Linked DNA regions of Homo sapiens: all the other regions are linked to region 2. The links are chromatin contacts, found by Hi-C in ENCODE. All regions are on one chromosome and are shown on one strand. The core of a region is the stretch at or near the end of the contact, and the rest is flanking DNA. Distances in the headings are between cores, read along the strand shown.

Region 1 (2,717 bases), core at 177-2,676, 2.1 Mb before region 2:
TGTGCCTCAATGTAACCATCTGCAAAATTGAGATAATACTAGTCACCTTTCTTATGAGGTTGTTGTAGAGATTAATTGGGAAGCTATTTTTAAAGCATTTTTATAGTAATTTATGTAATAAGAGCTCAACAAGTTAGCCATCATCATCATTGTCATCTCATCTAGAAATCCTTGATTTCCATCTCTTTTCTATCAGCTGCATTATATCTTGCCCAAGATCCTTCTGTAGTTTGACTATAGAGCATATGTAATTATTTCTTAGTGTTATTGAGTCTGAGTGGATAAAAGGAGGATGTAACAGAAAGCTCCAATATCCTGTTTATCATCTGGCAGACTTTGGAAGGGTAAATGTTCTTTAGACTTACTTTTCGGCCCAGTTGATAACACATTTGCCCCAGCAGCTTATTCCTCAGGTAAATGAAATCTTGCTAAAAATACAAAGTTGACAGTGAAACGCTTCTGGAAGCACTGGGGTTTGTTTTCCGGTGACAGACAAACAGCAGGATGTGTGTATCCCACTGCTGTGCTCTATTCACCTTGCATCTCTCAGGCAGGATTTGGTATTGACTTTTCTCAGCTACAGGAAAGGTTTACAGAACTGGTCTTCATGAAATCAGTTAGGAGTGTTATTAATGGGTTACTGTCAAATTTATTATTGCTGAAATTTTGGCTCTTTATAATAGATGAATCAATTGTTAAAGCAACATTGAAAGATACTTCCATTTTCTCCTCAAAGGTTCATTGTTCCCAGTGTTCCTCTTCATAAGCTCTGTGTGGTTAGTGACCCATATATGATTCTCTGAAAATGTTAAGAGCTTCAAAAGTCAATTCTATATTGAGTGATGCCCTATATTTTCCTGAACACTTTGATGGAGTTTGCATCTAGATTTATTTTATAAGAAGAAAAACATTAAACTTTTAAACTTTATAACATCATTCTTGACATCAACCACTAAATTATTATCCAAGCACTAATAATACATTTATATTTTATTAAAAAGATGGCTATTGTAGATTTGGAGATGTATGTTGTATTTATATAGCCATCTGTTTCGGAGTAAGAAGATAGTACACAATTTTATTTCTCCTTTAGGGAAGGAATTTAAAAATATTTATAATCTTTATTTTTAAACGCTGTTCATATGGTTACTGGGGGAAAGAATTCAGATCCTAAAGGATCAGTCATATCTCCAGTAGTGTTTTCTCTTCAGTTTTCATGTTTTAATGTTATTGCACCTTCTGGATGCTGTATTTTACATGAGGGACAGAATAGTGAGCTACAGATATTTGAAAGGTGTAGACATGAAGGAAGAACTGGCCTGGTTTAGTACAAAGAAGCCAGGGGTGGTTTAGTGAAACTCAAAAGTGAAAACAAACAGAATTCAGAAGGCACTTGAGACTGTCTTTTGCACGGCCTTTGAGACAAGTGAGCTTCTGCAGTCCCTGTGATGTTTAAAAATACCCCTCAAACATTAAGCATATGTGTGTATAGGTAGAAAGCGTCCTGGACCATATTATTGATTTCAAGTCTATGAATCTGAGATCAGCCTCTTGTGTTTATTAGTGGTTAGTGCTTCTGACATGGTAGACATTTTTAGTTTTTAAATCAGAGTAGTTAACAGTCAGTCCCCTTCGCCAGCTTAGTTCATACTGCTATATGTTGTGGAGTCCTTTGGAAATACACTCTGTTTTCCCCTTTTCAGGTAGAACCCAAGGCAAAACCTAAAAAAGAAAAGCTATATTTAAACCTGTAAATCCTGTGGGAGAGGGAGAAAAAGTTTTTATTTGCAGGAATAGACCTTTTTTTTTTTTTTTTTTTCTAGAGTAAGAGTTTTAAGGGAATAGTGTCTTGATGAAGAAACTAATTAGCCATGCAGTGTGAGCCACTGTGTAGCTTGATTTTTCTATTTTGTAGAGAATAGGTATTCCATTTCCCCAGTGCAGCTATGGGAATTTTGTAGATTGGAAAACGCTGTGTTTTGTAGAATCTCAAAACAAAGTCACCCGCTTGCTCTGCTTGGAGCTTCTCATCTCTTGTGTCCCATTTCTGAGCCCTTTGGCTATAAATGTTTTGTTGAGGGGTGGGGGGAATATAGATATCAATTTTAATATTTCACCTCTTAACACGTACCATTTGGTCGTATGATATGAATTCTGCACTCCTGACTCTGTCTTTTTTCCATGATGGCATTTTAACCAGCATATAATTGTGGATGTCAACTGGAAGTCAGAAAATGTACATACCTTCTTCTTTCTCTTGTTGACCTTTTTGGGATATTTAATGTTTTTAGTGGAAACAGTGTCTGAAAGACATCTCATCTGGCTTTTCACATAATCAGAGTAGGATTTAACTGGAGTGGGAAATGTTCAGTTATGCCATTTGGGCCAAAGACTCCCCTCACACCCACACCAAAGGAGGACCTGTTTTAGGATACATGGTACTCTTCACAAATTTAAGTTCCTTTTCAAATTTCTTTTCTAGATCCTGAGGTGACTTCCTTCTAAGTTTTTCCTCCAAAGCTACCAAATAAACCCTAGTAAGTAGTAAGCAAAGCAAGATTCTGAATTCAATTCTACTTAGGATAATTTTGTAGTAATTGTTTTTATAGATATGATGGCTAGCAGCAAAACAATGTTCCTATATTAGAGACACATACATCTATAAATTTCTATGCAGGAAGTAATGTCATATATGCTGCTATAACCCATGTATATTC
Region 2 (2,976 bases), core at 33-2,532:
AGTTAAATCCAATGTGCAATTTTCCAATGTCCTGAGCCCTTCTGAAAATTGTATGCTTTGGAATGAAATTCTTCATGTGATTTCTCAAGTATTTTGAGGTAGGGTGGTTAGATGAACAACCAGAACATAACCCATTTTCAGCTGGGAGGATAGTCAAATAAACAAAAATATGTTTCTGAATGAAAGATATTCAAAGGAATACATATTACTGCATATTTTCAGTATGATTATGTAACAAGACTCCATTTCAAAGCTAACTTTTTGTTTGGATTACATGTGCAAAAAGGTCAGGGCTATGTTTTCTGTAGGAATTTTTACTTTTGCTTATTTGGAAGCAGTTAAAGGGCCAGAAATCCTGGCTATTTAGAGGCCTCTGTAAAGATGAAAACACATAAACACATTTAACAATAAATATTTGTATTTTAAATATAGGCATATTTTTGCTATACTATAGCTATTTCCTTCACTGCAAACCACTGGTTTAAGATTTCCTTTAATAATGAAGATATATTTCTAAAGAAATATATCTAGATAATCTATAAAATGGTTTTTAAATTGTTTCATAAATTGTAAAACAAATTGGCTGTCAACATGGAGAAACTCTCAATAGCCCAGGAAAACTCAGGCTTAAAAAGTTTCAAGGTTTCCTGGAACTTTCAATGTTTTCTGAAAATTTTCATCTCCAAATGTGCTCAATGTTAATAATTTTAGAGTCTAAAAATTGTGGCTGATCCTAAATATAAAACTAATTGACAACGACAATCTGGTTTCACTCATGGTAGACCTATTCTGGACCATTCAGAAAGTGATGAGGGACCCAAGGGGCAGATCCACAATTACCTTCCCTTACTTGGCCTTACTGGTCACTAAGCCTTTCCTAAAACCAAAGCTGCAAACAGTGCAACTGAAGTTTGAACTCCATTTCCTTCCACTCCTGCCCTACTTATTAGGTTGCACAGAAACAATAAAAGACCAAATGAGTTATAGCAGGACTGCTCTTACTTGAGAGGTAAGGGTATATTTATTTATAGTCCAGGGTCAAAGCTACTTCCTTAGATTGTGACCATCTTAAGAACAAAAAGTATCTAATCCAGTGTGAAATATAATGGTTCATACCTAGTACCATTAACTAATTAAAAACAGAAAGGAAAGACTGCAAATTTTTGATGATGAAGAAACCAAAGGTTCCCTGAAACTCTCAGTTTGAACCAAGGTCATTCGATATCATTAGCCAGAGTGTGGCTGAAAAGAGAAACCAGGAAGTGCTGAGTCATCGTGAGCATATGCAACATCCTCGTCAGCACTTCTGGTGCCAGATTCAAAGGTATGCGTACTTCCTTTGACCTGCTACTCTTCCATCCTTTTCTCAGTAACGCAGGGTAGGTCATGGAAAGCTAACTGCCACCAAGTTGAGAAGCAGCATGAACCCTAACAAATAACACTACTTAACACTGTCAATTCTATATGCTGGTCTCTAGATATGGCTATGAAAATAGATTGTTTGAAAATATATATGCGTGTGTATGTGTGTGTATATGTATATCATTTACTATCTGTCAGAATTAAGCCATTATACCTCTAGTTTCCAGTAAGTCAAGATAGCTTCCTCTTCAAATAAACAGCATGCCTTTGTCAGCATGCAGTTTATGTGCATTTAATTTGCCAAGCAGGTCTTACTAAAACAGTCAAATCCAAATGACCTTTGCATGACTGAAACACTTGTAGTATTAGGTAGAAAAACTATATAATAGGGGAAATAACACCCTGGAGTCAAAAGGCTTGTGGTCTAGTCCTGACTCTGCCAGCAGACAGTTGACCTTGAGCAAGTCATTTACGTTGTCTGTTTCTTTATCTGCAAGACGGGAATAACAATCCTCCCCCAGTCTCCCTCACTGCTGCTGTGAACGTAATTATATTAACAGCACTTAAGAAGTAGACAACTGTCATGACGAAAAGAAGTGATGAATTCATTACATATTTTTTAAAAAACAAAACTTCAGTCTCAGGCTAGCTTCTATGCATTTTATTAGAAACATACAATAATTTTACTGGATTTGAATGTTTAAGTTGTCACCCAGGTTGGAAGTGACATAAGAAGATAAACAGTAATAGTAAGTAGATGGGCAGAATTCAATAGTAAAGGGCTATATAAATATACTTCAAAAAAAGCAATTATAGGCCGGGTGCAGTGGCTCACGCCTGTAATCCCAGCACTTTGGGAGGCTGAGGTGGGCGGATCACGAGGTCAAGAGATTGAGACCATCCTAGCCAACATGGCGAAACCCCATCTAAAAATACAACAATTAGCTGGGCATGGTGGTGCGTGCCTGTAGTCCCAGCTACTCAGGAGGGTGAGGCAGGAGAATTGCTTGAACCCAGGAGGCGGAGGTTGCAGTGAGCCGAGATCGCGCCCGGTGACAGAATGAGAACCCCCCCAGCGCCAAAGAAAAAAAAAGGCAATTATATAGGAGAAATATCAAAATAATACTTTATTGAGAGAAAGAAAATTTGAAGTAACATAAATAATCAGTACCCAGCATTTTCTCATAGAATTTCCACAGGTCTCCAGCATTGCTTTCTGCAGTATTTTACTCATTGGACATTCTTCAGCTATATAAATAAGCATTGTGAACGAGCCTGGGATTCAACTACAGTTATAATGTTGTATCTACTAGAAATCCTGAGTGCTCAAACCCCAATGTAGCAGGGTACTTTAGGCAAACATCGTTTTAGTCCCTTCACCATCCTTGTACACTGAGACACGTGGCTGAAAATATTTACGCCCTCCTTACCGTGTGTAAAAACAAAATGAAAAGATTCTTTCTTGGCCTTTGACTCTCAGAAGGAAGAACAAACTGGGGTGGCTTCGAGTGAACAGTCTTGAGATTAAATGTGGAAATAATTATAGCACTTGAAGATGGCAGAAGGTGGCATTCAAGATGACAGTGTAACTCCATCTAATAGCAACCATTTGTT
Region 3 (3,194 bases), core at 515-3,014, 2.1 Mb before region 2:
CCCAGGTCGACTTCACACTGCTACGCTGGCAGCGAGAATTTCAAGCCAGTGGATCTTAGCTTGCTGGGCACCGTGGAGGTGGGACCTGCCGAGCCAGACCACTTGGCTCCCTGGCTTCAGCCCCCTTTCCAGGGGAGTGAACGGTTCTGTCTCCCTGGCATTCCAGGTGCCACTGGGGTATGAAAAATAAACTGCTGCAGCTAGCTCGGTGTCTGCCCAAACGGCTGCCCAGTTTTGTGCTTGAAACCCAGGCCCTGGTGGCCTAGGCACCGGCGGGAATCTCCTGGTCTTCCGGTTGCAAACACTGTGGTAAAAGCACAGTATCTGGGCCAGAGTGCACTGTTCCTCCCGGTACAGTCTCTCATGGCTTCACTTGGCTGGGGGAGGGAAATCCCTTTACCCCTTGCGCTTCCTGGGCAAGGCGATGCCCTACCCAGCTTTAGCCCTCCGTGGGCTGCACCAACTGTCCAACCAGTCCCAGTGAGATGAACCGGGTACCTCAGTTGGAAGTGTAGAAATCACCTGCCTTCCGTGTTGATCTCGCTGGGAGCTGCAGATGGGAGCTGTTCCTATTTGGCCATCTTGCCAGCAAATCCTGTCTGCTGCCTTTTTGTTCTCTCCCCTGTTGTGATAAGAAGGGGTACTTTATTATGTTTTTGTTTTTTTTTTTTTTTTTTTTTTTTGGTAGAAAGGTTAATTTCCACTGGATTCTGAATTGGGCAGAAAATGGAAACATTAACACTTTTTGCATAACGCCATTTTACATCCCCTGCAGCAGTGTAAAGATTTGATCAGTTAATTCCCATGGGAAGCATGGGAAAACAAGGGAGCCTTATAGACACGGGTGTTATTTTTAACAATGCTTAGAGGATGTAACAATGACTGATAAGCATCAAAGGAAGACCCTGTTTCCTTAAGGGTCACCATGATTTATGTCATACTTTTATTTTATCATTATTTCTTTTAAAATATTAGTTATCTTTTATAGGCTCCAAGAGTAGAGCTGAAAAGGAAGGAAAATGTGATAGAAGTGTGGCATTGCAGCCACTGTTTTAATGAGGAAAGCATTGTTTTTTGGAAATACTGTGGTAGAAACTATTTTAAAATATCATGCCTTCCCAGCCGTATACATCTATATGCTCTTCACATACAGGCCATTATATATTAGGAGCCTTGACTGAAATCAAGGAACCAAGAATGCCTTGACCTCAGTGGCCATCATGCTAATGTAACTGGCTGATTGGTTTTTTTCTTCAGATAGTGGCACTTTAAAATTCACGCAAAATATAAAGAATGAGGTTTTATTTATAGTGGTATATTTTAAGAGGGTGTTTAAGAGGTTTTTAAATTTGTTTCAGATGTATATTGAGTGCCCACTTTTCCTAGGACTAGTTCCTGTGTGGTGTTTAATACCGTCACTGATGTGACAAACCTTCCCTCCCCTATTCCTGCCACCTCCTCTAACCCAGCTGTGCTCCTCAGTAGCTGCAGTTCTTGGGAGTACTACAGGAGATTTCCTGTCTTGCTGGACCAATTTAGAAGGGATTTCATTGAGTTATGCTGTCATAAGCTGATCTTAAAGAGGGCATATTTTCAGAAACTCATATTTAGGTTAAGGTCCTCTCTACATTCCACAAATTGCTCCAAATTTACCTCTTTTCATCACCATAAAAATCTATATCCCATGATAGGCAGGCCTAATCTGGGAGATGTGGGAGGAGGGTGCAAACCTGCAAATGAGAGTTTCACTTCTGTTTTTAGATACTTGTTCTTAAGGTGTGGTTGGTGTGTCATCTTGGCGTTACTTCCTCTTCTGGGGAGTGGAAAATTCCCAGATTAGAACCAAGCCCCCTTGACAGGTTGTTACCATGTGTGGTGTTTGGATCCATACCTCTGCACAGCACCTAGATCTATTTTATAACCAAGTTACCTATCAATGATGCATTACCTTAGTGTGGCTGTAATAGGGCTATCAATGCTGGGTGATAAAGCTTGTTCTGGAGATCAAAGGCAAAATAAAAATTAGCCCAGTCAGGTTTGACTTTAAATCCTTATTTAATGGAGTCACGTGGTTCTGATTGAATCCTTCCTCTCTCACCCTCATACCCACTCTCACAATTACAGTATAATGTGCTGGAGAAGTGATTCTCCATTGTGGTTTTCCTCAATTCAGGGGGTACTCAACAATCTTAAGCAAGGGGTTATGTGTGAGGGTTAAAATCAGTTTTCAATGAAGTCAGTATGAAGCTATGGACATTCTTACTGGATATCAGGGTATCATTACAGTGAACACTGAAGTATACTCATGAAGTTTATAAAAATTGCAGTTCAGACACCCATCCTTGCTTCTGTGAGTGGGGTTTCAATAGAAGATAGACCGAAGCATGTTTAATATTTCCTCTATGTGGGTGAGGGTTAGGACTCTGTGTGAATATTCCACCAGTGTAATAGTAACAAAGAAAATAATTCTCAATTCTGATAATCTTGGCTTGAATTCTAGTTCTGCCAGTAACTATAGGATTTTAGATGAGTTACTTTATTTTTCCAGTCTATAAATTATTCATGTTCAAATGGGGATAGTAATAGAACCAACCTCATGGTGGTATTATAGAGATTAAGTTTATGTAATACATATAAAATGATTAGCTTAAGGTCTGATACATAATTACTTGATATTAGCTAGTTGTTATTATTATTACACAGACAATGAACTAGAGCTGTCAAGGGTTAAGAACACCTCTATGGCAGGGTGACAAACATTGTTCAGCTGGAACATTATGTGCACTTTTCATTATCCATGTCAGTGTTCCCCTCCGCTGGCCCAGATAATTGACGGTTCTCTATACTTTTATTCAGTTTTTTAAAAAAGTGTTAACATCATCTCATTAAATTTCACATCTCTATGCAGTTAGTGTCTGTTAGAAATTGCTGATTAGCCCTCTGTATTTCCACGTCTCTAAAGTGGTATCTCAAGCCTACACTCTAAGTAGGGAAGCGATAAGCAGAGAATAGTTGTCCCATAAAGCTGTTTCTCATCCATCCACACACCTGACATCAAAAAGCCAAAGATAATGTTTAAGGTTGACTACACCTTGGTTTGATCCAGTATCTTTATTTAAATGTGATGATTTAATAAAGTTGCAAGGAAAAAAAGACAAAGGACTCCACTTTAATTATAAACAAAAATCTCTCCT

Evidence for each region. Hi-C counts contacts between places; a loop is a spot of excess contacts on that map. Pooled maps may share reads with other maps.
Region 1: a map of OCI-LY7 shows a loop between it and region 2 (9-fold over the local background). The contact joins two enhancer-like sites. A Hi-C loop is called at or near these places in 1 of 168 maps with a recorded cell type or tissue (OCI-LY7) and 1 of 37 single-sample maps with no recorded cell type.
Region 3: a map with no recorded cell type shows a loop between it and region 2 (4-fold over the local background). The contact joins two enhancer-like sites. A Hi-C loop is called at or near these places in 2 of 37 single-sample maps with no recorded cell type and 1 of 50 pooled maps.

The regions. Positions count from the first base shown.
Region 1 is chr7:90,713,858-90,716,574 of GRCh38, forward strand. The region is part of intron 2 of CDK14 (cyclin dependent kinase 14); the gene reads left to right. Among named protein-coding and RNA genes, the nearest start is that of CDK14, 120 kb to the left of the region's middle. Within about 2 kb of position 1,427, at least 2 of the 41 ENCODE cell types and tissues checked have a DNase peak (open chromatin) inside an H3K27ac peak, as active enhancers do; they include OCI-LY7, where a contact is called at or near this core.
Region 2 is chr7:92,808,614-92,811,589 of GRCh38, forward strand. The region is part of intron 2 of CDK6 (cyclin dependent kinase 6); the gene reads right to left. Among named protein-coding and RNA genes, the nearest start is that of CDK6-AS1, 26 kb to the right of the region's middle. RefSeq lists enhancers at 769-1,968, 957-1,006, 1,197-1,341, 1,457-1,566 and a cis regulatory region at 1,264-1,274. Within about 2 kb of position 1,283, at least 28 of the 41 ENCODE cell types and tissues checked have a DNase peak (open chromatin) inside an H3K27ac peak, as active enhancers do; they include OCI-LY7, where a contact is called at or near this core.
Region 3 is chr7:90,735,692-90,738,885 of GRCh38, forward strand. The region is part of intron 3 of CDK14 (cyclin dependent kinase 14); the gene reads left to right. Among named protein-coding and RNA genes, the nearest start is that of CDK14, 140 kb to the left of the region's middle. RefSeq lists an enhancer at 1,655-1,944. Within about 2 kb of position 1,765, at least 4 of the 41 ENCODE cell types and tissues checked have a DNase peak (open chromatin) inside an H3K27ac peak, as active enhancers do.